Regions from separate parts of the Homo sapiens genome. Here regions 2 and 3 are each linked to region 1. Evidence: read pairs that join two places in POLR2A ChIA-PET (ENCODE). Cell type or tissue: PC-9. All regions are shown on one strand. Each heading gives the region's core, and the rest is flanking DNA. Links, peaks and the distances in the headings are about the cores only. Region 1 has its middle 33 kb from the start of LINC01895. Region 2 holds the start of MYOM1 (myomesin 1). Region 3 overlaps DLGAP1 (DLG associated protein 1).

Region 1 (10,730 bases), core at 922-8,921:
TGCTTGAGTCCACGAATTCCAGACCAGCCTGGGTAACATAGCAAGACCCCATCTTTACAAAAATAAAAAATAAATTAATTAAAATAAAGAAAAAGATTGAAATTCACACAGCTGTAAACTAATGAAAGTTCACTTAGAGCAACAGGCTTTGTCATGGGGAAAGAGCAAATCCTCATTTGATTTGCCACTGATCAAACACCCTTGCAGGCACCATTGAAAATGGATGTGGAAGCCACAGTTGATGTGATCTCATGGTAACAAGAGGTGTTGACTCAAAACCAAAAACCCTGCCACTTCTTACTGTAGAATATGATGTCAAAATAATATTATCATGTTGGGAAAATATTATTTAATTTAGCCACATCTTGACAAGTTTTTCTTTTATTGAGTCTCTCATCTCTTCTATTTCTTCTTCTTCTTTTTTTTTTTCTGTTTTAAAGGTTAATTTGTTTTTTTTTGTTTTTTTAAAGATGGGGTCTTGCTATGTTGGCCCAGACTGGCTTCAAACTCCTGGCCTCCAGTGATCCTCTTGCCTTGGCCTCCCAAAGTGCTGGGATTATAAGTGTAAGCCACCATGCCCGGCCTTACTTCTCTTTCTTTATAGCTAATAAATTATCTGGTATATATGCCAGATAATTGTTGAAGTGTTTGCTATTTCATTTTTTTCTTTTTTCTCTTACTGATTTCAATGGCCATGATGACAAAGATCAGCAAAAAACAAATCCATTCAAGGAAAATGCCACTTTCTTCCATGAGTAGCATGCCCACTGTACTTTTATACACAACTTCATGTGGTCTATAACTTCATAAGGTTAACAAACAAAATCTATATGCCTTTTTTCACGGGATAAAAATCAATGTTTTTCTTGTATCATTGTAAAACTGAAGCTCAATTCATAATTTTTTATGTACATAAGTCTACGAGAAAAAAATATTTGAAGGAAATTGATTCTAGAATCTAGAAGTTCTTCCTCTATGTAATGCATATTAATGTTTAAATACATTTATAGTTAAAATTCCAAGTATCTTGATTCTTTAGAATTTAAAATTTCATTACTAGTTTTTTGTTTTAGCACATTGTGGTCAGATAATGTGTGCTATATGTTTTCTGCTTTTAAATTTTATCAGTATTTTCTTTGTTGACTAATACATTTCATTTACATCGGGAAAAAAGTATATTCTCCATTGTACAACATAACATGCAGCTATTAAAGTAAGCTTGTTGATTTTACTATAACATCCATAGTCTAGTTTATCTGTTGCTTGTGAAGTTTGTCAGAGACTGAGAATGATATATTAAAATATCCCATACTATAGTCCCAGCTACTTGGGAGGCTGAGGTGGGAGGATTGCTTGAACCCAGGAGATTGGGCCTGTGAATAGCCACTGGACTTCACTCTGGGCAACATAGTGAGACCCCCCCACTCTAAAAATAAATAAATCCTGTAGCATGCTATTCATTTCTTCTTCTGCATTTATATTTGGACACAATAGTATTCACAGTTTCCAAGTACATGAAGTGTAACCTTTATTAACATATGGGACAGTGGTTTCCTTTCAGGAACAGCTGGGTTCATGGGTGTGACAAAAGTAAAATTAAACTTTAAATTTTATAAGGTTCTGTATTATCTCTGCTTCCTAGAGTATGGTTTCTCTCTCTCAAAGATAAATAAGCAAAAAATACAGTGAAATAAAATAGCCATTTGTATCTCATTTGAGGCTTTTGCCTTGATTTCTTCTCTGTATATTAGTATTGTTATCATTGCTTTATGTATTTGCTTTTTGTTTAGGCATGTTTGATAAACCTTTGGCCATCTTTTCTTTTCTTATTTATATCAGAAACTACAGGATAATTCAATAGTAAAAAATGTATTACTGGCATGGTGTGGTACTCACGCCTGTAATCCTAGCACGTTGGGAGGCCGAGGTGGGAGGATCACTTGAGATCAGGAGTTTGAGACCAGCCTGGGCAATATGGCAAAACCCCATCTCTACTAAAAATACAAAAATTAGCCAGCTGTAGTGCCCGTGATCCCAGCTACTTGGGAGGCTGAGGCACAAGAATCACTTGAATCTGGGAGGGGGAGGTTGCGGTGAGCTGAGATTGCACCACTGCACTCCAGCCTGGGTGACAGAGCAGGACTCTGTCTCAAAAATAGAAAAGAAAGAAAGAAAATGCGTTACTATAATGTGTTATATTAATAGTCCAATACAGTTTTTTTTAAAGCAGCATATTTAAGAAAGCATAAAAAAATTCAGCATCTGCACTTTTAAGTTGTTAGAAAACTAGGAAAGAAAGCACTTTTAATGTTTTCTGATTTTTTTTTTTTTTGAGACAGTCTTGCTCTGTTGCCCAGGCTGGAGTACAGTGGCGCAGTCACTGCTCACTGCAACCTCCGCCTCCCGGGCTCAAGTCATCCTCCTGCCTCAGTCTCCTGAGTAGCTGGGATTACAGACATTAACTAGCTAGTTTTTGTATTTTTTGTACAAAAATGCCTTGTCTGCCTTGGCCTCCCAAAGTGCTGAGATTACAGGCTTGGACCACCGCATCTGGCCTCTGATACTTGTTTTTAATGGTAACCCTATAAAATACCATACATTTGGAGTTGGACGCTGTTTTTTTCAAGTCAGTCTGAGAATTTTTGTCTTTTCATAAGGAATTTAATTTATTTATACTCATTGTTATAACTGATAGCTGATCTTTCTTGTGTTATTTTGTCTCATAACTGATTTTTAAATTCTGCCAGTGAGCACCTTTAAGTTTTTCAAATAAATCAGCATTTCTCTAAACGACAAAACCAAAAGTGACATGGTGCTATGCCCAACTCTCTACCCCCATTTAAGATAAGAAACATAATACATGTCTGCATTTCTTAACAGCCAAGTGTTCCTTGGTCTTTGTTACTATAACACATGCGTTTAAATCCAGATCATTGTTACTTTCATATTTTTCTATTATATGTCATTTCCTTCAATATCTCCATGAATACAGCTGTAAATATTAACAAAATATTAACAAATAAAATCCAACTAATAAACAAAAAGGGTAATATATCCTCACTAAGATAATGCAAGCTTGGCCTACTGTTTTTTAAAAAATCAATCAATGCAATTCACCGTATTAGCAACAACGTAACAACACAAAAAGGAGAAATACCATAAGGATATTTCAAAAGGTGCCAAAAAATGGCAAATGATATGAATGATTGATCGTTTGTTATAGTCCCAATAATACCTGAAATCTGAAGCTCTGCTTTTTTTTTCTTTCTCTGTCATTAGGTTAGTCATTTCTTTTGTTCTGTCTTCAAGTTCACTAAATCTTCACTTTGTCACTTCCATTCTGCTATTGAGTCCATCTGTGAGTTTTAAAAAAAGTTTGATTATTGTATATTGCAGTGCTCCCCAGCTAAAATAACAATACAAAATTAAAATATTGAAACTTACAAGAGCAAAGAGAATGGGAAAAGGAGACAGCAAATATCCACAGATATTTGCAAGGTGGTAAACTTATGATGGAATTTCCACTACCTTGGCAGGGAATTTGGATGCGCTCCTAACCCTGGCAGAGCAGGGCACCATGAGAAGTAAGACAATTATCTAGAGAAACTGAGAAGCCCAGGACTCAGAGGCACCAGGAAAGGCTGTATGGAATGTGGGTGTCTTCAAACAGAGCCTGAGAAATGTGCTCCCATGCAGATCGTTGATGTTGGGAAGTGGTTCTAATGGTGGGAAGGACTGGACAGGATGAAATAGGGGAAGGGTGCATTTTCAAACTGTTCATTGCTTTAGGTAACTGGAGTATAATCCTGCTGGAAAGTCTCTGAGAAGCCATGTATAATTCACCCTAGAATTGTCCCCTGGCAGGACAGAAGAGGATACTATTTATCAAGTATCTCCCAATCCCCTCAGATCAAAGGTCATTACCAGGTGGCACATGTGTCAGAATGACCCAGCAGAAACTGAGCCACGTAAGAGCAAAACCATGCTGCATTCATAAGTATTAAATCGGGTTTAGCCCAAAGCAGCTTGCTTACATATTTTAACTTTGGCCTAAAGGTTTCTTTGTACCTAGTGAACCATAACCTAAATGGAAGAGTAAACAGACTGTAACCTACTCTTGTGCCAATCACCAAGTTTTGGCAACTTAAAGGGGGCCAACTGTTCAAACCGTGTTCAGATAAGGCAAACACGGAGCTGTAACCAATCTGACTGTTTCTGTACCTCACTTCCATTTTCTGTTCGTCACTTTCCTTTCTCTATTTACGTCTTTCCAACACGTGGCTGAGCTGGAGTCTCTGAGCCTCCTCTGGCCCGGAAGGCTGTCCAGTTCACGAATTGTTCTTTTCTCAATTAAAGTCTGGTAAATTTAATTTGGCCAAGATTTAAGATCTCTTCCAGCTTTAAAATTTCCTGACCCCAATTTCATCTTCTCATTCACCATCCAGCCATGCAACATGATGGCCCATTATAGCCAAATTCCAACAAGGTAGAATGTTTGCTCTTTACAATTTCCTTAATTTACCAAAAGCATAAACTTCAGGCCAGGGGAATTTAACTGCATTAATTGTCTATTACATGTGGTCCAAAATAATTACTGTGTTTAAAGTACTAGAAAATAACTTACAAGCCTCAACATAAAATTTCACAAGACAAGGTTGAGAAAAGAAAAGCTGGGCTCGGTGGCTCACGCCTGTAATCTCAGCACTTTGGGAGGCTTAGGCGAGTGGATCATGAGGTTAGGAGATTGAGACCACCCTGGCCAACATGGTGAAACCCCTTCTGTACTAAAAATACAAAAATTAGCTGGGTGTGGTGGTACGTGCCTGTAATCCCCGCTACTCCGGAGACTGAGGCACGAGAATCGCTTGAACACGGGAGGCGAAGGTTGCAGTGAGCGGAGATCCTGCCACTGCACTCCAGCATGGCGACAGAGCAAGACTCTGTCTCAAAACAAAACAAAACAACCTTCTTTCTTTCCTCTTTTTTCAAGAGTCGAGGTCTCACTCTGCCACTCAGGCTGAAGTGCAGTGGTTCGATCACGGCTCACTGCAGCCTCAAACTCCTGGATTCAAGGGGTCCTCCTGCCTCAGCTTCCTGAGTAGCTTGGGACTACAGGTGTGAACCACCATGCCTGGCTAATTCTTTACATTTTGGGGTTATGGGGAACAAGCCCTCCCTATATTGCCCAGGCTGCTGTTGAACACAAGTGATCCTTCCACCTCAGCCTCCTGCTTGTCACTGGGATTATAGGATTGAGCCACAATGCCTGGCTTAGAAAACATCTATTATCTAAGGAATGCGAGTCCTTTTAAATTATCAGGACCAGAGAGCCATTGAAATGAGACAGCAATCACGTCCCCCTTAAGCTATGTATTTATCTCTTGAAACTGTTTGCTGTTGTCACAAGTAGCTATAAATTACCCTAATAATGCCACCCTGGACACTATAAGCCACACCCTATAGTTTAGCAGTGTATAGCCAGTCACTAATCCCTGTTATTTCTGTAAACCAAAGAGAATTCCTTACAACAACTTTGTATGAGCTCACTTCCCATCCCTCTTTTTTGCCTTTAAAAACTTGCTTGTAACAAAGGCTGGGCGGAGCTCACATTCAACGTTTCTTGGGTCTAAATCTTCCGGGCAGCTGTCTACACTTTGGCTCAGGTAAACTCTTTAAATCTTATTTTGTGCCACAGCCTCTTCATTTTATGTCGACAACGTAAGACAAAGACAATGTTAAGCAAAAATATGGATAAATTAAACATGCATAGTAAATAACCTTTTACTAGAGTTTTCTTAATGTAATTTTTCCCGTTTTCTTTTGAAAAATTTTGAACCTATAGACATGTTAAAAGAATAGCACAGTGGGGAAGGGGGAGGGATAGCATTAGGAGATATACCTAATGTTAAATGACGAGTTAATGGGTGCAGCATACCAACATGGCACATGTATACATATGTAACAAACATGCGCGTTGTGCACATGTACCGTAAAACTTAAAGTATAAAAAAAAAAAGAATTGCACAAAGAACTTCCCTCATTATGCTATATTCCTATTTAATTCCTAAATCCTAAGAAAAAGGATCTTTTCCTATATAACCGCTTCACCTTGATCATATTCAAGAAATTGACTTTGATATACTATTATCAAAAATTTACTTACTATTGAAATATTTAAAATAACCACCAATAATCAAGTTTCACCAGTTGTCCCAATAATGCTGTTCATAAACTCTTCTTTTTTAAAAAATCAGGGATTCAGTCTAGGATCAAGTATTGCTTTTAACGTCATATAGCTTTCATCTCCTTTAATTTCAAGCGGTTCTGCTGCCTTTTTTTTTTTTTCTTTTGAGATACAACCTGTGAAGTGTCCAGGCCAATTGTTTTGTAGACTGTCTCGGAATTAAATTCAGATTATTCACTTTGGCCTGCCCAGGTGGTAGTGTGCTCTTCTCATACCAGCAGGTGTGTCAAGTCAGTTTGCCCTAACATCAGGGATGTCATATTTGATCATTTGGTTAAGGTATTATGTGCCAGATATCTTCCTCTCCTCTTTGCAATTAATCAATAACCTGTGATATTTGGATTAGTGTATATCCACTGGGTCCCAGCAATTTTTACCTATAGGTTTAGCATCCATTGTTGATACTTGCTGGAATCAGTCATCAAATTGGTGAAGTAATAGTGATTTTGAAATCAGTTATTCCTTCTATATTTCTTAGCTGAGATTCTTCTGTAAATAAGAGCCTCTCCTTACCTCACCTTTTGTTGAAGAATCCTGGACTCCTGTTTTAATTCAATTTGCTTAATCTATAGCCAACACTATTTTTTTTTTCTTGGGATCCTCAAAGTTTTCCAAATTTGGCCAGCAGAAGCCTCTTCTAGTAGACTCCTGTGTCTTTTTTTTTTTTTTTAATTAAATGGACACAAAGTCTTGCTCTGTCACCCAGGCTAGAGTGCGCTGGCTCACTCACTGCAGCCTCCAACTCCTGGTATCAAGGGATCCTCCCATCCCAGGCTCGCAAGTAGCTAGGACAACAGGTGTGGACCACCATGCCCAGCCAATTTCTAAAAAAATTGTATACAAATACAGTCTCACTATGTTGCCCAGGCTGCTTTTGAACTCTTGGCCTCAAGGGATCCTCCCACTTGGACCACTTAAAGTGTTGGGAATACAGGCGTGAGCCACTGTACTTGGCTTCTGTGCCGCTTCTACCGTCTTTGTGTGTTTTTGAACACTTTCTTATCTTCTGGAACAAAAATGATCCAGGCCTAACTTGTTGTACTTTCCCTGCCCCCAAACTGAAATTAGCCATTTTTCCAGACAGCCCTGGTTCCTTTTAGTGGGAATGCTATTTAGATTAATGAGCTTTAATATATAATACTTTTATGTTGTAAAATATTATGTTTGGATAGTTTGCAGAATTATGATAATTTACTTTAGAATCTATCTCTTCCATCATACATCAATTCTATGTACTTGCTAATTATGGAAATAATTTCTGAGAATTTTCTTTCTTTTTTCTTTTTTTAGACAGCCTCACTCATCACCCAGCCTGGAGTACAGTAGCACCATCCCGGCTCACTGCAACCTCTGCCTCCTGGGTTCAAACAATTCTCTTGCCTCAGCCTCCTGAGTAGCTGGGACTACAGGGCTATGTCATCATGCCTGGCTAATTATAATTTTTTAAAAAAATGTTTATCATTAGACAATGGTTTTCCTTAAAGTAGGAATAGTATTTAGTTTTCCCTACAGCAGTCTGTATAACTTTATAAAATAATGGTTCACAGATTTAAAATGTATTATTCAAAGTGATGAGGCTGGGTGTGATGGCTCATGCCTGTAATCCCAATACTTTGCGAGGCTGAGGAAGCAGGATCACTTGAGGTTGGGAGTTCAAGACCAGCCTGTGCAACATAGTGAGACCTCGTCTCTACAAAAAAAAATGTAAAAATTAATGGGGTGTGGTGGTGCATACCCATAGTCCCAGCTACTCAGGAACCTGAGGTGGGAGGATCGCTTGAGCCCAGGAGTTTGAGTTTATAGTGAGACATGATGATGCCAATGCATTCCAGCCGGAGTAACAGAGCAAGACACTTTCTCAAAAAAAAAAAAAAAAAAAAAAAGTGATGAGATAGAGGGGAAGTGTTTAACAATTTTTGGTTTCTGAATGAATAATTTTAGTACATCATCTTAAAGTTTTCTTCTAAAGCAATATGATATGATTTTGAAATGAATGGCAGCGGCCTCTACAGGAAATGATCATGTAATTGCTTATTTAATTGAATGATTCATTGACTATGACACATGAGGGAATTGTTTCTGTCACACTGTGGTATTGTCTGTCTAATGTTTAGCTATAGGCAATGGATGAGAAATCCTTTTTTGAGACGGATTCTCTCTCTGTTGCCGAGGCTGGAGTGCAGTGGCGCCATCTCTGCTCATTGCCATCTCTGCCTCCCAGATTCAAGAGATTCTCCTTCCCTTGCCTCCGGAGCAGCTGGGATTATAGGCACATGCAACCACGCCCAGCTAATTTTTGTAGAGACGGAGTTTCACCATTTTGGCCAGCTGGTCTTGAACTACTGACCTCAAGTGATCCGCCCACCTCAGCCTCCCAAAGTGCTGGGGTTACAGGCGTGAGCCACAGCGCCTGGCCAAGAAATTCTTCTTTGCTGAATTCACAAGAACAGTTGTGCAAAGTCTTGCACATATTTTAATACTTCTAAATATTTAAACATTTAATAATATTTCAGAAATTTGCCCTTTACCCATTTTTCTTTTGTGTGTGTGTGGTGGGGGAGGGTTATTGATTTCTTAATGCAAGAAAAAATGAGGAAAAGATAAAGTATTATCAAGAGAATATCAGTGGACACAATTGCTGGATATACATAATATTGGCATCTTTTCAGTACGAAAACATTTTAAGCTCTTTGGAAAATTTATCTCTGCTAGAGATGTTTATAGATCTAGAGTCCTGCTCTTTTAAGGCCCACTTAAACTTGAAAAATATGTGTTTTTGTTTTGTTGCTGTTATTGCTTTAGTGCGGTAAAATATCATTTTAACCATTTTTAGGTGTGACAGTTCAGTTGCAATAAGCACATTCACATTGTTACGCAAGGAAAAAGGCATGGTTGTAAGTGGCAGGTATTTCCCTATGGAGGTCTATTTTGAGTTATGTCAATCACAAGGGGAAATCTCTCAGAATATTGTTTTATTAAAGTCCATATGGAATGGAAACAGGAGTCAAGGTATATAACATTTCATCTAGTGAGGACAAATACTTCATATGTAAAATAAGAATGCTTTAAGGAGAAATAACTTTTTATTACATAAACCCACTTAAAAATAGACAACTAAAGCCTTTTGAAACTAATATACAGAGGGCAAATGCTATAGACAAGCCACAAAATGTAACAATAATAAAAAGATAGTACTATGGATGACAAAAGAGCAAAAATGTATTATGCTTTATTATAGGTCAAGTGCTGTTTTGGCATAGAAGCATTTGATTCTATTCTGTTACTTAATCCCGGTAACAATCCTATTAGGTAGACGCTGGTACATTGGAGAAGCTGTGCAGTGTTAAGCACATAGTTACTGGCCGGGCATGGGGCCGCACGCCTGTAATCCCAGCACTTTGGGAGGCTGAGGCAGGCAGATCACTTGAGGTCAGGAGTTTGAGACCAGCCTGGCCAACATCAGGAAACCCTGTCTCTACTAAAAATACAAAAATTAACCAGGCATGGTGGCCCGTGCCTGTAGTCCCAGCTGCTCGCATGGCTGAGGCAGGAGAATAGCTTGAACTGGGGAGGCGGAGGTGCAGTGAGCTGAAATCACGTCACTGCACTCCAGCCTGGGCGACGGAGCTAGATTCTGTCTCAAAAATAAAAATAAAAATAAAAATAACCTAGCTACTGCAGCCACAGTTCATCACCTGGGCTTAAGTCCTGGTCTTTAGTCCTGGTCTTCCACTTGCTGTGTGGCTTTGGGAGAGTTACTTAATTTCTCTATACTTCAGTTTTCTTATCTGAAAGATGGAGACTATGCCAAAAATAGTACCTACCTTATAAGATTGTTGTGAAGATTAAAGAAATCACTGTGTGGAAAACATTTGGAAACTTGAGCCAGATACTTTTTTTTTTTTTTTTTTGAATCAGAGTCTCGCTCTGTCGCCCAGGCTGCAGTTTCAGTGGCGGGATCTCGGCTCACTGCAAGCTCTGCCTCCCCGGTTCACGCCATCCTCCTGCCTCAGCCTCCCGAGTAGCTGGGACTACAGGCGCCCGCCACCACACCCGGCTGATTTTTTTGTATTGTATTTTTAGTAGAGACGGGGTTTCACCTTGTTAGCCAGGATGGTCTCGATCTCCTGACCTTGTGATCCTCCCACCTCCTCAGCCTCCCAAAGTGCTGGGATTACAGGGAGCCAGATACATTTGACTTTAAAGCTCCTGGCCAGGCTCAGTGGCTCACACCTATAATCCCAGCACTTTGGGAGGCCAAGGATGGAGGATGGCTTGAGCCTGGGAGTTCGAGTCTGCAGAGAGGTATGATGACACTGCTGCATTCTAGCCTGAGAGGCAGAGGGAGGCCTTGTCTCTGGGAAAAAAAAAAATCAGGAAAAAAATACAGCTTTTACTCACTTTAGTATGCTCTTCCAGTCATCCATTCATTCCCCAAATATTCACTGGTGATTTACTGACATGCTAGGCACCATGCTAGGTGCTG
Region 2 (10,730 bases), core at 1,892-9,891, 170 kb after region 1:
TTCAAAAATAATAATAATAATAATGATAATTCCATTTCCATAACCATGAGTGGAGCATTTCACAACAAATTATGTTTGTGCTTCCTAATGGCCTGGAGTCTGGTCTAGAGGACAGGGTAATAGGCAAGGATCTGACTAAGGCTCGGGCCCTATCCCACTTACCTGCCAGTTCTGCACCATGGCAGGCATGCCCTCTTCCAAGGCTGGGCTTTCAGCCCAGCACTTCTTCCCCTTTCCAAAACTGGGAAAGGAGCTCACAGGGGCCCCTCCCAGTCTGTGGATTCTGATGCAAGATGTCAACAGCATTGGCCTTAATTTTGCCATTGCCCAGATACACTCAACATTCAAACTAGATCTAATTTTATGTCGGGTGCAGTAGCTCATGCCTGTAATCCCAGAACTTTGGGAGGCTGAGGCAGGCAGATCACTTGAGGTCAGAAGTTCGAGGCCAGCCTGGCCAACATGGCGAAACCTACTAAAAATACAAAAATTAGCCGGGTGACAAGGCGGGCGCCTGTAGTCCCAGCTACTCGGGAGGCTGAAGCAGGAGAATCTCTTGAACCTGGGAGGTGGAGGTTGCAGTGAGCTGAGATCATGCCATTGCACTCCAGCCTGGGTGACACAGTGAGCCTGTGTCTCAAAAAAAAAAAAAAAAAATCTAATGTTAGATTTAGTTCACCTAGTTTAGATCTAGGTCATTTAATAACTAGATGAAATTTGGCTTCTGATAAGAGTCCTAGGCCCCACTCTCCAGCCACTCGCACCCTCACCGCTGGCTCTGCTTCCCTCCCTCTCCGCTACTCATTATACACAAAGACTTAAAAGAAACAATAACATATTGAAATACCTTTCTGGGTTATTTTCAGCATAGTAGGGATTAAAGTCATAAAATGACACTCTCAGGGAGGAGTATTTCAGATGTGAGCCAGCAGGTAGAAGCAGAGTTTTTGGATCAGGGATGATTTGTTTTATTCTTCCCACAAATTGCTCCACACAGAATGTTGCTAATCTGCTTATGAGCAAGGCAAGAATAGAATAGTTACTTTGTGGATTGATAGCACAGGTTATTAGAGCTGGAAAGCACCTTAGTGATCATCTAGCTCTAAGCCCTTTAGTTTACAGATGAGAAAATGGAGCTTCAGAGAGGTGAAATGATTTTTCAAAGTTACTCAGTAAACCACAGGACTAGATGCCAAATATGATACCTTTCTTATTTTAGTGTTGCCTATAAATTAGTCAACACTGAAGTAGGAAGGATACAGCAAATTTATGGCTTTCAAAAGAGCTCACTGAACAATTTATTTAAGCTTTTCCTTCCGTGGAAAACATCCGCATTGAAGAAAAAATGAACAAAAATAGGAGATATAAGTCCTCATAATGGTAGCTAATATTTAATGACTATTTGCTATATGCCAGGAAGTAATACTGTTTTACAATATCTTATTTGATTATCTTATGCATGATTATCATGAAAACATTTTATGAATTAAGAAATTGAGATTTACAGCCAGACATGGTGGCTCACACCTGTAATCCCAGCACTTTGGGAGGCCAAGGCAGGCAGATTGCTTGAACTCAGGAGTTCGAGACCATCCTGGCAACATGGTGAAACCCCATCTCTACAAAAGTACAAACATTAGCCAGGTGTTGTGGCATGTGCCTGTAGTCCCACCTACTCGGGAGGCTGAGGTGGGAGAATTGCTTGAGGCTGAGGAGGTCGAGGTTGCAGTGAGCCAAGATTGCACCACTGCATTCCAGCCTGAGCAACAGAGCGAGAGACCCTGTCTCAAAAAGAAAAAAAAAATTGAGATTTAGAGAGATTAATATCCTTAAAGTCACAACCAGAAGGTGACAGAGGATGGAACCCAGGACTGTTCCACACAGAGCATAGCCTCCTATATATGATACTATGCTGCCTCTCAACCATTTAACTGTGTGTGTATGCCTGTTTGTGTGTGTATGTGTGTATGTGCACACGTACACATTTATGTTGATAGAGAGCACCATGTGCCAATACTGTCCATTAGAAGGAAGAAATGTTACAGAAGAAGAGTTTCATTTATGTTTCTTATTAACAGACAATAATTTATTAGGTCAAAATGTACTGGCTACAAGTATCAATACATTTAAATATTTACTGAACTTTCATCCTTGTTAAAAATACAAAAATGAGAGAAGTGCACACACACTATAGAAAAACTAAAATATTATCATTGATTCATTGATACTCAAGATCCCTGTGAAAGCAAGAGTTTATTCCAAACAAATATACAGTAAGTTTAGACAAAAGAAGCATGAGCTAGACCCAGCAGAATCTCCTAAGTGATCTTTCTGCTGTGGCATCATCTAGATTCAGGTTTTTCTAACAGCAAATTTATCTGAATTACAACTAGCTACATAATAAATTACATATGGTGATGTACTGGATAATAAAACTAAAGAAGAAAAACTTGGGCTCATATGAATCAATTATTGTAACTTAGTTATGATTCCTTTATATATGTGGACTCTGGTCAATTACACTTACTCATGATACCCTTACAGATATGTGATTATCCTGAAAACTTAATGGAGTGGTTAGCCAGCTGTTAATTTCAAATTTCCCAGAAAATCATCTAATGTAAAACACTTTTTAAAAAGCATATAAGTTTATTTTTCCTCTTTTCTGCTTTGAGAAGATTTGGGGCAATTGACCAATGTTCTCTAGAGAAACAGCTCACCAGGAATCATCCTAATGGCTGGTGGATAAGACTTGAGAAGAATCACTGCATTCTGTATTGGATATTTAGAGAACAAATGGATGCTTGGGGAACATAACACTTGGAAAACTCGCCTATGGCTTCCAGATAGCTAAAATGTCCACATGCTTACTAATAGCAGAGGTATGTATATGAAGAAATTCCAGGTTGAATTTCACAGGTACCTGGATCAGAACTAGGTGGAACAGATTCTTTTACATACTTTGAGTAGCTCAGAAGCTAACCGTCTATTACAAGTGAAGACCCGTATTGCCATTTCAAAATGTCTAGTTTCTTACTATCAAAGTGCCACTGGAGGAGCCAGCAATACATGACTACAAGTACACGGGCTTTGGAATCAAATGTCTCTGAATGAAGTTGCGTTTCTGTCATCTACCCGCTGTGTGATCTTTGGCAAATGCCTTCCCTTCTGGAAGCTTTGCTTTCCTCAACGGGGTAATGAAGCTGTACCTTGCAAGGTATGATAAGTCAGTGGGATCATGTATATAAACTGCCTATCCCAGTGTCTGGCACTGGATAGGTCCTCAACAGTGTTAACTGTAGTTATCATCAAGAAAGTCATGATGAAGTATACTATAATATTGAGTCTGTTCAATATCTTGATAGAGACTGGGTGCAGTGGCTCACGCCTGTAATTCCAGCACTTTGTGAGACTGAGGCAGGTGGATTACTCGAGTCCAGGAGTTTGAGACCAGCCTGGGCAACATGGTGAAACTCCATTTCTACCAAGAGTTAAAAAAAAAAATTAGCCGAGTGTGATGGCATGCGCCTGTAGCTACTCGGGAGGCTGAGGTGGGAGGATTGCTTGAGCCTGGGAGGCAGAGGTTGCAGTGAGCCAAGACTGCACCACTGCACTCCAGCCTGGGCAACAGAGTGAGACCCTGTCTCAGAAAGAAAAACAATTTTGATAGACACAGGTGACCTTTATTCAGTTGATGTAATATCACTGTCAGAACATAAGGCCAGTAGATCAAAATACCAACCTGCTGCATACATGTAATCTAACAATGAGCTTTTATATTATTGGTATCAGTAATAACAGCTGATATTTACTGAGTCTATATTATGTGACTGTCACTAGGTCAAGTGCTCTGTCTGCAGTATCACATTTAATCACCACAGCAATCCTATAATTTGGATATGATTATCCCCATTTTATAGACAAAAAACCTGAAGCTTAGGAAGGAGAAATAAATTGCTGGAGATTACATGGCTACTAAGTGCTATCAATATAGTGGGATCTAGATCTGGTCTGAATCCACAACACAGGCTCTCACAACCGGGTTACACCTCCTCTTAATTGGTCACACCATTTAAAGAACAAAGAAAGAGAATCTCTTATTAGATGGACTGACCCTACTCTGAGTTAGGAAAGATAAAACACTGAGTTGCGTCTCAAAAGGCTTTAGTTAATGAACAGGAAATCACATATTCAGGCTTGAAGCTAAGACTTAACCTTGTAAATTTTCCTGAAGTGAGAGAAATAGTGACCGTGATGTCAGGCAAAAATCGCCACCACGTGTAACCCATTTCTTCCTTGTTTTGCCTTTAGTTAGCTTCAAGTTCTTTTTTCACATTGTATCTTTTAAATGTACCGTACGTGTGTTGTTAACAGCACACTCAGAATCATATCTTGGCATTAAAATTCCACGAAGTCCATTTTGAGAATCATATTACTACACCTATTTTTAGCTGTTAACACAAACCACTCTTTCCATTACACTTTTAAATTATCTACTGATAAAGTGACATTGAAAATAACTCTTGTTGCCAAATAAAAACCCTATATTTGGTTTAATCGGGCCAGACCCATTGACCGGCATTATGCAATTATATTACTAAGGCTGCTACCTGCCCATGCCCCTCTCCTCCTCCTGGTTTGGAACTACCCTCCCCATCTGCTGCTATATTTATCTGCCTTCTTGGCCATAAAAGGCTGGTTGTGTGGCCTGACATTCGACTGCCTGACCACATGCATTATTTTTGAACTGGCCCCCAGGGTCCTGTCTTTAGCCCTGCCTCTTAACATTGTCTTGGATTCAACCTAGGTGGAGTCTTCATTCTCTCATCCAGCTCCTCGGCCTCATCGGAACATTTCCACCACCATTACTCCTTTGGAAACTGGTAAGTGTGACACTGAGGCAGAAGAATGCACTTGATAGCTTATGAGCTTAGCAGCAGTGCAGTGTAAGTGCTTTCTTTCTGTCTTCTGAACTCAGCAGTTTTCTCAAAGAGATGTCAGAATAACAGAGAAATAGGAAAGTGAAGCTCCAGGGAGGGAAACCAGAACAGCCGGGTGCCAGTCGGGCTGGCACAGCTCTTCTCTCACATCACTGTATTCTTCTGAAATTAAGCTGCTGTTCCTGGAACTGTAAGGAGGTCATATCTGCCTCGGATTGAACTGTAAGCGTGTGTTTAATGCTATTTCCAAGTACGGTTTGGTTGAAATCTGAAATGGATGAGAGACAGGAGGCCCTGCATTTTCAATCCTGCATGTGCCATACAATGCTCCCTGGTTACAAATTAGACCGAAAGAAGGAAAATTAACTCTGAAGTCACTAGTTTATAATTCAGGGATCTTGCTGTGACGATGCAATGTGGATAAATGTGAGCGCGCACAATGATATGGCCTCAAATGGTTAAGTAATATTTCAGAGGCAACATAGAGCCCCACATAGTGATTTTTCTGGGAATCGTTTTCATCAGCTTCTGCCCTCTAATGCCTGCACAAAAGTATCATAAATTACAGCTATGGAATTTGTATTTCTTCCTAAATTCTCAAATTATTTTCAGAAAGAAAATTTAGGTCTTAAAGAAACAAAAGACACTAAAACCATCTTTCCTCCCAACGTACTCCAGCCGTCATGTGTTGGAGCTAATCCTGGCTTTAGTTAACTTCAAGGGCTTACTTGATGAAGAGGAGGTGGTTGTACCTTTGTTCCAGAGGTCAGGGCTGTGACAATCAGCAATGTGGGCTTCAAGTCAAACCCTGTTTACTTGTAACTTACTATCTATGTGAGAGGAATAGTAAGTATTATTAAAAATAAATGTATTTGGGAGAAATAGAAATAAAGAGAGTAAAAAATAGTATTGGGGCAAGATATTTAAAGATTTTATTTTGTGAAAATAACAGCATTTCAAGTCATCTGGGGAATGAATTTAGTTTATAACATAACAAGTTTCTTTATTATTTATTTGAAAAATCATTCAAATAACATGTGCCATGTTACAATGTAGTATCATAACAGAAACTTCTCTAATATCTTTATAACTGCCTAACGTAATTCTGTATTAACATTTTCTAACCCCTTTGTTTTATCAAAATTCATCTAGTAGTTATTAATTATACATGGTAATTATCCTCCATATTTTGTAACAGAAAATAGCCATCTATTTAAGGGTTGAAGCAAAGTTGCTTGCTAGTAGCTATTTTTTTCCCTTAGGAAATGCCCTGTAGACTGATATCTTCCATGAACCCTAAGATAAATATTTCTGGAGTGAAGTTTGCTCAGTTTTCTTCTCTGGGGAATACATGCTGACTTTTAAAATAGTTTAAATAAAAAGTAGTTTTAAACTTGACAAAGAATATGCTGAGTTTAGAAGGATTCATTCTTCATTTTGAATTTTTTTAAAAATGACATTTGGAGAAAACAGATCACTTTAAAACTAATTCTACAGCATTAAAACACTTGGGGGTGGAGCTTTTATAAAACTATTACTTCATCCAGGGTTGTCAACGTGGCTGATAGGCCTGCTTCAGTGGATAAACTATTCAAGAATGCTAAGGCCATGTGACATCTCCCCACCCTATGCTAAACAAACATACCTTTGACTTTTAGTAGAACTGCTAGCTCAAGTTCACAATGCCAGCTGTCACCCTGGGAATCGACTCTCTTACCTCTTTAAGTAGGGAGACTAGAAGCCTGCATGTTCCTTATAGAGCAAACAGGTTTTTTTGTTTGTTTTGTTTTGTTTTCTGGTTTGAGACTATACCTTTGCTTGAAATGTTTGTGAGATTTGAGAGAGCTTATATATAAGATTAGCATACTCCAGGGTTCAGTTCTAGGACTTTATTTTACTTATTTTATTTTATCTTAAATTTTTATAATAGAGACAAGGTCTCACCACGTTGCCCAGGCTGGTCTCAAACTCCTGGGCTCAGGAAATCCTCCTGCCTTGGCCTCTCAAAGTGCTGGAATTACAAGCATGAGCCACCATGCCTGTAATTTCCTTTTCTGTGTATAATGGTCCTCATCTGTTTTCTTTTAGGACTTTCTTTTCCGTGTACAATGGTTCTCACCTATTTTCTTGGCTTTCGATACCACCTATATGCTGTTGACTCCCAAATGTATATCTGCATCCTGGACCTCTCTCCTGCACTCCAGAGTCATGTATCCAGCTTCCCACTTAAAATGTCTCCTCTGGGAGGTCTAACAGGCATCTCAGATGTAGAGCATTGAAACCAATCTCCTGTTCTTCCACCCCAAACTGATACTTTCCCACATTCCTCCCCATCTCAGTTAATAGCAACTTGTCTTTCAATTGCTCAGGCAAAAACCTTGGAGTCATCTCTTTCTTTCACATCCTAATTCAGAACTTTCAGCAAATGCCATTGGTTCTAACTTCAAAAGCTGTGCAGAGCTTGACCACCTCTCACACTTTCGCTGCTACCCCTGTCACCTCTAGCCTGGACCATTGCAGTGGACTTTGTATTCTTTTGCCCGGGCTATCATAGCTAAGCGCCATGGACTGGGTGGCTTAAACAACAGAAACTTATTACCTTACAACTCTGGAGGCTGGAAGTCCAAGATCAAGGTGTCAGCTGGGTGGTTTCTTCTCAGGTCTCTTCTCGGCTCATGGATGGCTGTCTTCTCCCTGTGTCTCCACGTGGCCTTCCCTCTGTTATATACATATTTGGATCTTGGTTTTCTTTTCCTATAGAGACACCATCATATAGAATTACGGCCCATCCTAATGGCCTAATTTTAACTCAACTTCCTCTTTAAGGACCCTATCTCCAAATATGGTCACATGTTGAGGTACTGGAGGTTAGGGCTTCAACACAGGAATTTTGAGAGGATACAACTCAGCCCTTTCATAGGTCTTCTGGCTTTCACTCTCATCCCTCCACAGTCCATCTTCAGACATCGGCGAGAATGAGTCTCAGCTCAGAGTCTTCCAATGGCCTCTCAGCCCTTTCACAGTATTAGCTGAAGTCCTTACTGCTACCTACAGGACCCTACACTACTGGCCCTTCCACCAGGCACATAGCTCACCTCTTTGACATCATCTCCTATACCTCTCCCATCCCAGAACCCCTGCCAATCAGTGGTTCCTGGAGCACAATAGTCATGTTCATTCCTCAGTGCCTTTGCTCTGGTCTTCCTTCTGGAATACTCTTCCCCAGAAAGTCTCATGCTCAGATGTTACTGTCTAGAGAAGCCATCCCTGCTGAGGCTGTTGAAAATTGCATCCATCCCTCTTACCTGCTTTGTTTTTCTCTGGTTCTTGGCACATTAACCTATCTCATACTTGACTTACTTGTTTTCTCTATTGTCTTTCTCCTGCAGTAGACTGTACAGTTCTGTACAAGGTAATTAGAGCAGGCATTTTGTCTGTTTTGTTTACCACTGTATTTCTTTTTTGTTTTGTTTCATTGTGAGACAGAGTCTTTCTCTGTTGCCCAGTATGGAGTGCAGTGGCGCAACCTCGGCTCACTGCAAACTCCGCCTCTGAGTTCAAGTGATTCTCCTGCCTCAGCCACCGGAGTAGCTGGGACTACAGGTGCCCACCACCATGCCAGGCTAATTTTTGTATTTTTAGTAGAGATGGGGTTTCGCCATGTTGGCCGGGCTGGTCTTGAACTCCTGACCTCAAGTGATCCGCCTGCCTCGGCCTCCCAAAGTGCTGGGATTACAGGCGTGACCCACTGTGCCCGGCCTCACTACTGGATTTCATGGGCTGGATGGCGTCAGGCACACAGTAGGTGCTGCTAATTATTTGTTGAATGAACACCACATGACTCTCTATCCTTCCACATTCTCCCAAATGAAGTCCCAAATGAAGAATGAAATGGCAGAAAATTAGAAATATGTATTATGAAGAGTCTGAGGAAAGAGCACAATAGCCAGGGTAGAAAAACTTTGTTTTTCTAGGAAAACCTCCTAGATACAATTTTTTTTAAAAAAAGGTACAATGACAGGAGGGGCATATCTGGGCTATGAAGTGGAGAGTTTTTTGAATATCCAGTTATGTTAAACTTCATACCCTTTTTGGTTTACTCTTCGGAAAAGATAAGAATATTAATTTTTATTTTATTTTGTTTTTAGACAGTGTCTTGCTCTGTCACCCAAGCTGAGTGCAATGGTCAATCATAGCTCCCTGCAGCCTCGAAGTCTTGGGCTCAAGCAATCCTCCTGCCTCAGCCTCCGGAGTAGCTGGGACTACAGACACACACACCACACCCGGCTAATTTTTTCTTTTTGTAGAGATAGGGTCTCACTGTGTTGGCCAGGTTGATTTTGAGCTCCCGGCCTCGAGAGATCCTCGTTGGGATTTCAAGCATGAACCACCGCACCCAGCCAAGAGTATTGATTTTTACACATTGATTTAGATGACTTGGTCTATGGAATTTGTTCCTTAATAAGTCACTCAAAAAGTGTTGTTTTCCTTCAGGTGGCCCGGTTCCTTCAAGGGGCACAGGATGTCTTTGCCTTTTTATCAGAGGTGCCACCAGCACTATGATCTCAGCTACCGCAACAAGGACGTGCGCAGCACCGTGAGTCACTACCAGCGGGAGAAGAAACGCTCCGCCGTCTACACCCAGGGCTCCACGGCCTACAGCAGCCGCTCCTCCGCCGCGCACCGCCGGGAGTCCGAGGCCTTCCGTCGGGCGTCCGCCTCCTCCTCCCAGCAGCAGGCCTCGCAGCACGCCCTGAGCTCTGAAGTCAGTCGGAAGGCAGCCTCAGCCTACGATTATGGCTCCTCCCATGGGTATGTCGGACGCCCTCCTCCAACCTTCCAACCTCAGGAAGAGGCGTGTGCTCTGAGTAACCCTCCCAGTTACTTCTCGCTTTGTTTCGGTTCGGTTTTGGTTTTTTGAGACAGAGTTTCGCTCTTGTTGCCCAGGCTGGAGTGCAATGGCGTGATCTCGGCTCCCTGCAACCTCTGCTGCCTCCTGGGTTCAATCGATTCTCCTGCCTCCGCCTCCCGAGTAGCTGGGATTACAGGCGTGCACCACCACGCCCGGCTCATGTCGTGTTTTTAGTGGAGACAGGGTTTCACCATGTTGGCTAGGCTGGTTTTGAGCCCCTGACCTCAGGTGTTCCACCCGCCTGGGCCTCTCAAAGTGCTAGGATTACAGGCGTGAGCCACCGTGCCCAGCCTCTCCCAGTTACTTCTTAAATACGGCAGCCCTGCATTTCAACCAAGTGTGCAGACAGACCTTGTTTGGGAGACCCGGGACCCGTGCCTACCTATTTCCCTTTATTGTCTCTTTTAGCTTCACTAAGAGCCTGGTGTTCTCACGGGCGAGTCTTGCTTGTGTTGCCAATTTGCTATTTCTAAGAGCAGGCAAATTTTGCCACAGGTTACTTTAGCAGCAGCAGGGCGAGAAAAGATCATTTCAGTATTCACAGCGGGTTTCCTTGCGCTCAGAATGTTTCTGCCTAGATGAGAAGCTGATATATACAATTTAAAATTCACAGGGCACAGGAGACTGAACTACTGCGAAGATATATTCTATTAAATATTTTTTCAATATCTAATAGCAAATACTTAAAATTCGGAACTACTATTTATGCAGCAGATAATTTCTTTAGCTCGACCATTTGATAAAAACATGGCCCTATCTCAGTCAGTCTAAGAATAATAGGAACCAACCTGTATTCCGACAAAATTAGGTTTATTGACCCAATGCAATGAAGGAGACTAAACACTAGAGGAAAAAAGGTTATTTTAGGTTTCTAGGAA
Region 3 (10,730 bases), core at 1,854-9,853, 240 kb before region 1:
TTTCATTATTTTTTATTTATTTTTATTTATTTATTTATTTATTTTTTGAGACAGAGTCTCACTCTGTTGCCCAGGCTGGAGTGCGGTGGCGCGATCTCGGCTCACTGCAAGCTCCGCCTCCCGGGTTCACGCCATTCTCCTGCCTCAGCCTCCCGAGTAGCTGGGACTACAGGCGCCCACCAACACGCCCGGCTAATTTTTTTGTATTTTTAGTAGAGACAGGGTTTCAGCGTGTTAGCCAGGATGGTCTCGATCTCCTGACCTCGTGATCCGCCCGCCTCAGCCTCCCAAAGTGCTGGGATTACAGGGTTGAGCCACCGCGCCCAGCCTATTTTTTATTTTTATTTATTTGTTTGTAGACAGAGCCTCACTTTGTCACTCAAGCTGGAGTGCAGTGCCACAATCATGGCTCATTGCAGCCTCAACCTCCCAGGTTCAAGTGATCCTCCCACCTCAGCTATTTATTTTTTTAGAGATGGCGTCTTGCTGTGTTACCCAGGCTAGTCTCAAACTCCTGTCTTGGCCTCCCAAAGTGCTGGGATTGTAGGTGTGAGCCACTGTGCCTGGCCACAAAAAATTATAAAGTGTAACAATATCAAATGTTGGCAAAGATATGCAGCAGCAATAGGAATTCTCATGCACTGTTATGGGAGTGTATGTTGGGACAATATCCACATTTTTAAAAATATTATTTGACATTATGAAGAAACTCATAGCAAACAACCCGAACATTTTCTAGAAAAGTCTTTTACTTGTGTGCCAAATACAGGACAGGAATATTCATGGTGGCATTGTTCAAATACCAAAAAAACCCTAAATATCCATCTATAGTAAAATGTATTTTTATTGTTTATTTCCATGCAATGAAATGGTATTTTCATATAGCAATGGAAATTGACAAGTTGTATGTAATTACAATATAGGTGAATCAACCCACAACATTAAGTAAAAGAAGCAAAATACAAAAGAATACATATATGTAGTAAGCTTCTTTTAATTTAAAGTTCAAAACCAGGCATAATCAAGCTATATTGTTTAGGAATGCATGCAGAAATACTAAAGGCAAGAAAATAATGACAAATATCAGCAGACTAGTTACTTCTGGGATAGGAGGGGTTTGTAACAGGGAAAAGATGCACGGGGAATGTGAACTGCAGGCTCGGAGGCATTCTATAGCTTGGCCTACGTGGTGGTTTCGGAATCTTCATTTTGTAATTATTCTTTAAGAATAGGCTGGGCACACTGGCTCATGCCTGTAATCCCAGCACTCTGGGAGGCTGAGGTGGGTGGATCACTTGAGGTCAGGAGTACAAGACCCCTGGCGGACATGGTCAAACCTCGTCTCTACTGAAAATACAAAAATCGTCTGAGTGTGATGGCACATGGCTATAATCCCACCTACTTGGGAGGCTGAAATAGGAGAATCGCTCGAACCCGGGAGGCAGAGGTTACAGCGAGCCAAGATCACACCACTGCACTCCAGCCTAGGTGACAGAGCGAGACTCCGTCTCAAAAAAAAAAAAAAAAAAAGAATATAGCACAAGGCCAGGCGCAGTGGCTCACGCCTGTAATCCCACCACTTTGGGAGGCCAAGGCGGGTGGACCACTTGAGGTCAGGAGATCGAGACCAGCCTGGCCAACATAGTGAAAGCCCATCTCTACTAAAAATACAAAAATTAGCCAGGTGTGGTGCGCGCCTGTAATCCCAGCTACTCGGGAGGCTGTGGCAGGAGAATCACTGGAACCGGGGAGGTGGGAGGTTGCAGTGAGCCGAGATCGCCCCATTGCACTCCGGCCTGGACAACAGAGCGAGACTCCATCTCAAAAAAAAAAAAAAAAAAAAGGAAGGAAGGAGGGAGGAAGGGAGGGAAGGAAGGAAGAAAGAAAGAAAAAATAGCGGAGGGATTAATTAGATGGGCAGTCCCAGCTACTTGGGAGGTTAAGGCAGGAGGATCACTTGAGCTTAGGAATTTGAAGTTGCAGTGAGATGTGATTACATCACTGCACTGCAGCCTGGGCAACAGAGGAAGACCCCATCTCTAAAAATATATATAGCAGAGAAAGAAGGAATGCCCCACAACTAAATATTATATTACAAGACAAACTACTGTATGTTTTTTCAAATTACAAAAACTACCTGCTCTTCACTGTCTTCCTCCTCAAAATTCTGATACGCCCACCCATTAGAGAAGCATCCGGATAGCGTGTAGGACTGTAGCGTGTGGGAGAAGGACAGGAAAGATGGGGGATAAGAAAGCAAACATATATGCCTAACATTCCTCTATCTCATGGAACTGTACGAAGGAAACTGACAACACATTGGACTGAACAAATTCACTCACTGCATTTGCCTGCCTGGGACTCGGTCAGTGCCTTCCCTGAGCTCAGAAGCCTATAAACTTCTGCAATCTGTTCTTCTCAAGAGCATTGTATTAGTAATCACACACCAGAAACAACTGACAAAAAATTACTAGCACTAGGCCAGGTGTGGTGGCTCACTCCTGTAATCTTAGCACTTTGGGAGGCCAAGGCGGGAAGATCACTTAAGCTCAGGAGTTCAAGACCAGCCTGGGCAACATAGTGAGCCCTCATCTCTATTAAAAAAAAATTACTAGCACTAATAAAATGTTAGCAGTACTTTCATGAGACCATGTAATTCTTTCAGGTACATTGTTAATGACCTTATTGAAATATGACTCATATGTCATAAAATCCACTCGTTTAAAGTGCACAATTCAGCGTTTTTTGTGTGTGTGCTCACAGAGTTGTACAACCATCACCACAGTCTTAGCTTCAAATATTTTCTTTTCTTTTTTTTGTGAGACAGAGTCTCACTCTGTTGCCCAGGCTGGAGTGCAGTGGCGTGATCTCAGCTCACTGCAGCCTCCGCCCTCCCGGGTTCAAATGATTCTCCTGCCTCAGCCTCCCGAGTAGCTGGGATTACAGGTGCACGCCACCACAATTTTTATATTTTTAGTAGAGACAAAATTTTTCCATGTTGGGCAGGCTGGTCTTGAACTCCTGACCTCAAGTGATCCGCCCACCTCCACCTCCCAAAGTAGTGGGATGATAGGCATGAGCTACCACATCCAGCTTTCTTTTCTTTGCTTTTTTTTTTTTTTTTAACAGGTTCTTGCTCTGTCACCCAGCAGGGTGGAGTGCAGTGGTGTGATCTCGGCTCACTGAAGCCTTGACCCCCCACATTCAAGTGATCCTCCCACCTCAGCCTCCTGAGTAGCTGGGACTACAGACGCCCACCACCATGCCCAGCTAATTTTTGTATTTTTTGTAGAGACTGAGTTTTGCCATGTTGCCCAGGCTTGTCTTAAATTCCTGGGCTTACGCAATCCTCCCACCTCAGCCTCCCAAAATGCTAAGATTACAGATGTGAGCCGCCATTCCTGATCTTTTTTTTTTTTTTCTTTTTTGAGACTGGGTCTCACTCTGTAGCCCAGGCTGGAGTGCACTGGCGCGATCACTACTCATTGTAGCCTCAACCTCGGGCTAAAGTGATCCTCCCACCTCAGCCCCCCAAGTAGCTGGCACTACAGGGATGTGCCACCACGCTGGGCTAATTTTTTTATTTTGTAGAGATGGGTCTCCCTATGTTGTCCAGGCTGGTCTTGAATTCCTGGGCTGAAATGATCCTCCTGCCTCAGCCTCCTAAAATGCTGGGATTACAGGTGTGAGCCATGGCTCCCAGCCACATTTTCATCTCCCACAAACCTAGGCAAGCACAAGTCTACTTTCTGTCCCTCAGAATTAATTTATGCTTTTGGAAAATGAATAAATGTAGGCATGCATGAACAGAGATTTGATCATATCCTTTGAAAAAACTATTCAACTCCCTGGGTCAGGGGAGGTTAGTTCAACATTGGTAGTTCAAGGAATTTGTGACATGCCAGAAATTAAGAACTCAGGTTGAGAACAGTGATAGTTGCATTGTGTTAAGATGAAATTGATATTTATGATTTCCTTTTTTTTTCTGTTTTACAAATGCTTTCTGAACTAACATGATGTACTAATCTCTAAGAAAAATAAGCCTAATTGCCTCTCACTTAGATTGCAATCATGAAGGTCTAATTTTTCTGTAAGAACATTACTCTTCTTAGATTACAACATATTCATAAACAAAACCCCAAAAAAGGCATGCTTTGGGTTTAACTGCCTTAAAACAAGCCATTTTCTATTGTGAAAGCTTGAAGTTGTCCAACATCTAATCTCCTAGAAAATAATTTGCTAATTTGCTTCGATTTTTCTGTTTGGGGCATTGCGTGAAGTGGTGCCTCCTTGAAGAACTTCACACACACAGGAAGCAGTTCCACTGCAAGGTGACTCACCTGAGGAGGTCTCTCCTTCCCTCCATTAGCTTCCCAGCCCCCGCAAACACACACACAACCTCTCACGGGGTGGGAGGACAGAAACTGTCTGTGCAACTGCACAGAGATCTTGGCCACCTAAGCAAATAGGTGGAGTGTATCCATACCTGATAAAACTTTCCAAATAGTCATAGAATTTGGCAGTCGTAACATCACTGGGCATTTAATGACTAGGGCTTCATCTCTATGAAGGGGGCTGTGAAGCCTGCTCGGGAGAGAGGAATGAGGGACCATCTCCTTAGAGAAGTGGGTGGGTAGAAATCATTTCTTATACTTGGCAGGGGTGGAGGACAGCCTCCATGAGTCACGACTCAGGCGTTTAGGGACTTGTGGCTTGGGTTTTTCCCTTCTGCATATTGTGTGTGTGGTAGGTAGACTTTGCTTCTGGGAGCATCTGCGGGAAACCGCTATTTTTGGTTCTTATGAGAGGCAGGAAGAGCGTTCAGTGAGTACTACCTGGGTGGGTCTTAGTGGTCTATTTCTTGGAGTTTAGATTAGTTTGCTCTTGAGATTCCCCCTGGGTGCATATGGCCTAACTCAGATGTGATATGATCAAACCTTCCCTGTAGCTAAGCAGAAAAAAACAAAATAAATTTGAATTTAAAAGGGGATGGGTATGCTCAGTCTGTTTTCCCTCTTCTTTATCATGACTTTTGGGGATTTCTTGAATCTTAAAAAATTGAAGTCTTCCAATGGGGAAAAGTAAGTAGGCTTTTCCTTTCTAAGAAGGGTAATGCTTAACATTTGTGGGATTTTGGTGATAAGTTTGCTACAAAACTACTCCTACAGTTCAGAGAAAATGACGCGGCAGAAATGAGCTGCCAGCAGGGCCAGGCTGTCGGCTTTGAAATTCCAGAGGCCTGCCCAGCCCTTTTGGTTTCCTGGAATGCTTTCATTCAGTCGTCATGCGGTAGGTGAGGAAAAACCCTGCAACATCAGTGTTGAGCTGGAAGAATATCTCATCTGCCGTCAGGGGACAGCGGCCCAGGGCGACAGGCACACATCCCTGCCTGTGCTCAGCGGCACAGTCAATGGACCGCGGGGCAGGGGCACGCAGGCTCGCCCAGCAGCAGTGTCAGACCTATGCGCACAAACAGACGGTTCACGCCCAGGTCACAGGCGCCCGTTGTCTCCTGGCCAGAGGTTGACGCACAGGCCAACCGTTGGACAGGCTCATGCTCTGTGTCATGAGAAAGGTGGAGCAGAGGTGACTCAGGGAAAGGCTGCTTTCCCCTAACACTGGCATTTGATTAATCTCATCTCAAATGCTGTCACTCACCCAGAAAGGGCCTAAATGTGCCTTACTTCCGCTGCTGGAGCGGTGGAATGTGGCAGCAGCTGTCTGGATGATGTGGAAGCCCAGCACGAGGAGGAGGGAGGAAAAGTACCAGATCCCACTGAACCGGTCAGATGAATGCAGGCAGGAGGGGAAACGGGCATCCGCACGGGGACCGGCCACATCCTAAGGCTGGAGGCTGCCCTGATGAAAAAGGCCCATTAGCAGGGAAGCAACGGGAAAAGCATTTTCTAGGGGGGTTTTCCTTTTTTTTTTTTTTTTTTTTTGAGACGGAGTCTTGCTCTGTCTCTCAGGCTGGGGTGCAGTAGTGTGACCTCGGCTCACTGCAAGCTCCGCCTCCCAGGTTCAAGCGATTCTCCTGCCTCAGGCTCCTGAGTAGCTGGGATTACAGGCATGCGCCACCACGCCCGGCTGATTTTTGTATTTTTAGTAGAGACACATTGGCCAGGCTGGTCTCGCACTCCTGACCTCAGGTGATCCGCCCGCCTCAGCCTCCCAAAGTGCTGGGATTACAGGCGTGAGCCACTGTGCCCGGCTGGCTTTTCCTTTTCACACGGCCTTGAAGAACTTCAAGAAGAGTTGTCATTAGCAGAACCTAAGACGGACTGAATCCCTTGTGTAGGTGAATTTGTGTCTAGGACCTCTTATACATGCGAAGCCTGGAAATGGAAGATAATGTCAGGGCTCGTGAAAATAATCATAGCTATTAATTATGACATGTCATTAACCACAATTAATTGCATTAATAGGATTAAACATTTACTTTGTTCCAGGCCCTGATCTAAGACTTTTTCCTTGATTATCTCATGTGATCCTCTCAACAACTCTCTTAAATCAATGCTTTTAGCATGCCTGTTTCACCAGTGAGGACATGGGGACACAGAGAGGCAGCACACAAGATCACCCAGCTGACATGAGGCCATTCCAGTACTGAAATCAGGCCAGGCTGGTGGCTCACGCGTGTAATCCCAGCACTTTGGGAGGCAGAGGCAGGCGGATCATTTGAGGTCAGGAGTTCAAGACCAGCCTGGCCAACATGGTGAAACCCCTTCTCTACTAAAAATACAAAAATTAACAGGGCATGGTGGCACATGCCTGTAGTCCCATCTACTGGGGAGGCTGAGGCACAAGAATCACTTGAACCTGGGAGGCGGAGGTTGCAATGAGCCAAGATTGTGCCACTGCACTCCAGCCTGGGCGACAGAGAGAGACTCTATCTCAAAAAAAAAGAAAAAGAAAAAAAAAGAAATCAATGAATGTGTAATTTCAAACTCCAGGCTGTGGCTGGAAGGGCTGACCTCACTCATGTTTTCAAAAGTGATTATCTTTCCGCTAGCCAAGTTAGGATTGCCTCTGGCAAGCAAGAAATTGGGGAAAGATGAGAGGAAACAGCCCCCTTCTGCTTGCCCCAGTCTGGGACAGTGGTGTGGCAGTGCATGGCTGTCAGCCTGGATCTTGTCCTGTGGACACAGGCACAGGCTGGGTGAAGGAGGCCAGACTTGTGGCCACTTGGAAGCCGAATTCTGGACTCTCCCTCCTCCCACATTCCCCAGGGGACAGAGCCAATCTTTGAGAGAGTAACTTTCCCCATCATTCCCAGATCCCAAGCCAAGCATGAATCATGAAATAATCAGCTTAGGACGAGTGCAGTGGCTCATGCCTGTAATCCCAGCACTTTGGGAGAATGAAGCAGGCAGATCACGAGGTCAGGAGATCGAGACCATCCTGGCTAACACAGTGAAACCCCGTCTCTACTAAAAAATACAAAAAATTAGCCGGGCGTGTTGGTGGGCGCCTGTAGTCCCAGCTACTTGGGAGGCTGAGGCAGGAGAATGGCATGAACCTGGGAGGCGGAGCTGGCAGTGAGCCAAGATCACGTCACTGCACTCTAGCCTGGGCGACAGAGCGAGACTCCATATCAAAAAAAAAAAAGAATCAGCTTAATTGTAGAGTCAGTGGGTACACACACAGCCAACATACACATACACTACCCATACGCACATCAGAGGCTCCACAGGTACCCTCTGTTGGCAAAGCAGCAGCCCAGGTCACTTTTAACTTATGTATTTATTTTGTAGAGATAGGGTCTCACTCTGTCACCCAGACTGGAGTGCAGTGGTGTAATCACGGCTCACTGCAGCCTCAACCTCCTGAGCTCAAGCAATCCTTACACCTCAGCCTCCCTACTAGCTGGGATTACAGGCATGCCACCATGCCCAGCTAATTTCTTTTATTTTAAGTTTTTGCAGGGACGTGTTGAAAGAAAAACCTTAGCCAAATTAAGCTTAACAAAGTTTAGTTAAGCAAAGAATGCTTTGCGAATCAGGCAGCCTCCCAAGCCAGGGTAGCTCAGAGAGACTCCAGTGCAGCCACGCAGTGGAAGATTTATAGACAGAAAAAGGAAAGTAACATATAGAAAACAGAAGTGAGGTACAGAAACAGTTGGATTGGCTACAGCTTGGCGTTTGCCTTATTTGAACACGGTTTGAACAGTTGGCCCCCTTTGGCCAAAACTCTCTGATTGGCACAAGAGTAGGTTACAGTGGGTTTATACCTCCATTTAGGTTGTATATAGTTCACTATGTACAGAGAAACCTTTAGGCTGAACTTAAAATATGTAAGGAGGCCACTTTAGGCTAAACTTGATTTAACAGACAAGGTCTCACTATGTTGCCCAGGCTGGTCTCAAACTCCTATCCTCAAGCCTTCTTCCCGCTTCAGCTTTGATGAACCTTAGGAGGGGAGGTCATTAGCAGAACCTAAGATGGATTGAATCTCTTGTGTAGGTGAAATCTTGTATAGGATCCTTATATGTCAAGCCTGGAAACAGAAGATAATGTCAGGGCAGGTATAATAATCATAGCTATTATTAGCAGCCTCCCAAAGTGCTGGGACTACAGGTGTGAGCCACTGAACTCAGCCCCAGGTCACTTATCTTTAAGGTGAACCTTAGCATGCCTCAGAATTACCAGAAGGACCTGTTCAAACACAGGGTGCTGGCCCCACCTCCAGAGTTTCTGACCCAGTAGTCCTGGGTGGAGCCTGAGGATTTGACCCACGTGTTCCCAGGTGCTGACACTACTGGTGGGAGACCAACCTCTGGGAACCACTGTTTGAAGGGTGAAAGCTCTAGAAATATGTATAATTTCTGGTCACACATCACTGCCTGTTTAAATGTGATACCAGGCCGGACGTGGTGGCTCTGGCCTGTAATCCCAACACTTTGGGAGGCCGAGGTGGGCGGATCACCTGAGGTCAGGAGTCCAAGACCAGCCTGGCCAACGTGGTGAAACCCCGTCTGTACTAAAAATACAAAAATCAGCCGGGCGTGGTAGTGGGCACCTGTAATCCCAGCTCCTCGGGAGGCTGAGGCAGAAGAATCACTTGAACCCAGGAGGCAGAGGTTGCAGTGAGTTGAGATCTTGCCATTGCACTCCAGCCTGAGCGACAAGAGTGAAACTCCATCTCAAAAATAATAATAATAATAATAATAATAAAATGTGATAGCAGTTGTTCTCGAGGATTTTCATCCTTGCAGCCTGTATGCTTTCCTATTGCTGCTGTCACCAGTTACACCCACAAGCGGAGTGGCTTTACACAACACAGATCATCTCACTGTTCTGGAGGTCAGAAGTCAGAAATGGGTCGGCAGGGCTGCTTTTCCTTGTGGAGGGCATAGGGGAGAATCTGTGTCCTTTTCGGGCTTCTAGAGGCTGCCTGTGTTCCTTGGCTTAAAGCCCCTTCCTCCATCTGCAAAGCCAGCAGCAGAGGTGCATCTTCAACCCCTCTGCTCCTCTCTCGCACACACACACTTCTGCCCCCATCATCACATCATCGTCTTTGTCTCTGACCCTCCTGCCTCCCTCTTATAAGGACCTCACGATGACTTTGGGCCCATTCAGGTAGTCTAGGACAACTTTTCCATTTTAAGATGCTTACTAACATCTGCCAAGTCCTTTTTTTCCCTAGAAGGTAGCATATCCACAGATTTCAAAGATTAAAAGATGGGTGTCTTTAGGGACCATCCACCCATCCTACCACCTGCTTAAACTCCAGCAGGTGGCCAGGCATGGTGGCATGCACCTATAGTTCCGGCTACTTAGGAGGCTGAGGTGGGAGGATCCCTTGAGCCTAGGAGGTCAAGGCTGTAGTGCGCAATGATGGGGTCTATGAGTAGCCACTGCACTTAAGCCTCGGCAGCATAGCAAGACCTCATCTCAAAAAACAAAAAACAAAAAAAAACCAACTCCGGCAAATATCCTTCCATCCCATATCTCCCACCAAAAAAAAAAAAAAAAAAGGAAAAAACTAAAAGAGCATCAGGATTTGCATGACGCTAAGTCAGAAGGTAAAGCCAAATTTTCCCCTTCTTCTGACTTACCTGATAATAAAGCAGTGTCGCAGGACGGGGTGGTGGGAAAAGTCAAAGAGACTGGAAGAAGAGGAGAGAAGGAAGGACTAGGGCGGCTAGAAGAGGGAAGGGGTTAGTGACTTGCATCAATATGGGCCTCTTGACCATGCACCAAACACCTACTCAGTCTCCCTGCTACTTTCTGGACTTTCTAGGACTGGAACCCTGGTCCCTTCCCTTTTGAGTCAAGAGACCTTAGTGACCCCACTAGACTTGCAGGTCAGCAGCGCCCCTGCCCAGCCCCCAGCACTGCTTTACCATCCTGCCTGCAGGCCACCTGGGAAAGATGCAGAAAGAGAAACTGCGCTAAAAGGCTAGACTCTTGCATGTTGAAATTTCTGCTTATTACCTTTGGAATTTTTCTGAAGTCCCAGCCTTAAGGCTGTGAATTCTCTGTTTGTGGGTATGTTAGTTTGCTAGGGCTGCCATAACTAAGTACCATAGATGGGGTGCCTTAAACAACAGAAGCTTATTTCCTCACAGTTCTGGAAGCTGGGAGACCAAGATCAAGGTATCAGCAAGGTGGTTTCTTCTGAGGCCTCTCTCTGTGGCTTGCGGGTGGCTGGCCTCTCTCTGTCCTCACTTGGTCTATGCACGTAGGTCCTGCTGTCTCTCTTCTTAGAAGGACGCCAGTCATATTGGA

Evidence for each region. ChIA-PET counts read pairs that join two places held together with the same protein. Peaks named below come from ENCODE experiments on the same cell type or tissue, not always from the same donor. Only the 100,000 strongest peaks of a DNase experiment are listed, where the experiment ranks them.
Region 2: POLR2A ChIA-PET joins it to region 1 with 11 read pairs; 2 of 35 experiments call an interaction of 5 or more read pairs at or near these places.
Region 3: POLR2A ChIA-PET joins it to region 1 with 15 read pairs; 4 of 35 experiments call an interaction of 5 or more read pairs at or near these places.

The regions. Positions count from the first base shown.
Region 1 is chr18:3,378,304-3,389,033 of GRCh38, reverse strand. No RefSeq gene overlaps it. Among named protein-coding and RNA genes, the nearest start is that of LINC01895, 33 kb to the right of the region's middle. RefSeq lists enhancers at 3,101-4,300, 4,001-4,370. In PC-9, for the core only: a CTCF peak has its summit at 8,247 (motif pointing left); DNase peaks (open chromatin) are centred at 4,053, 5,453 and 8,333; H3K4me3 peaks cover 5,224 bases; H3K27ac peaks cover 8,000 bases.
Region 2 is chr18:3,213,956-3,224,685 of GRCh38, reverse strand. MYOM1 (myomesin 1) reads left to right here and starts at 4,718. Exons shown (of 38, transcript NM_003803.4): 1 at 4,718-4,883; 2 at 9,435-9,752. The coding sequence starts at 9,463. RefSeq lists a silencer at 6,421-6,715. In PC-9, for the core only: no CTCF peak of the experiment used is centred there; a DNase peak (open chromatin) is centred at 6,585; H3K27ac peaks cover 410 bases.
Region 3 is chr18:3,618,989-3,629,718 of GRCh38, reverse strand. All of the region lies in intron 7 of DLGAP1 (DLG associated protein 1), which reads left to right. Among named protein-coding and RNA genes, the nearest start is that of DLGAP1-AS2, 21 kb to the right of the region's middle. RefSeq lists enhancers at 3,948-4,519, 4,684-5,883, 5,666-6,239 and a silencer at 5,555-5,849. In PC-9, for the core only: no CTCF peak of the experiment used is centred there; DNase peaks (open chromatin) are centred at 3,828, 4,358, 4,688, 5,638 and 2 weaker places; H3K4me3 peaks cover 3,620 bases; H3K27ac peaks cover 6,990 bases.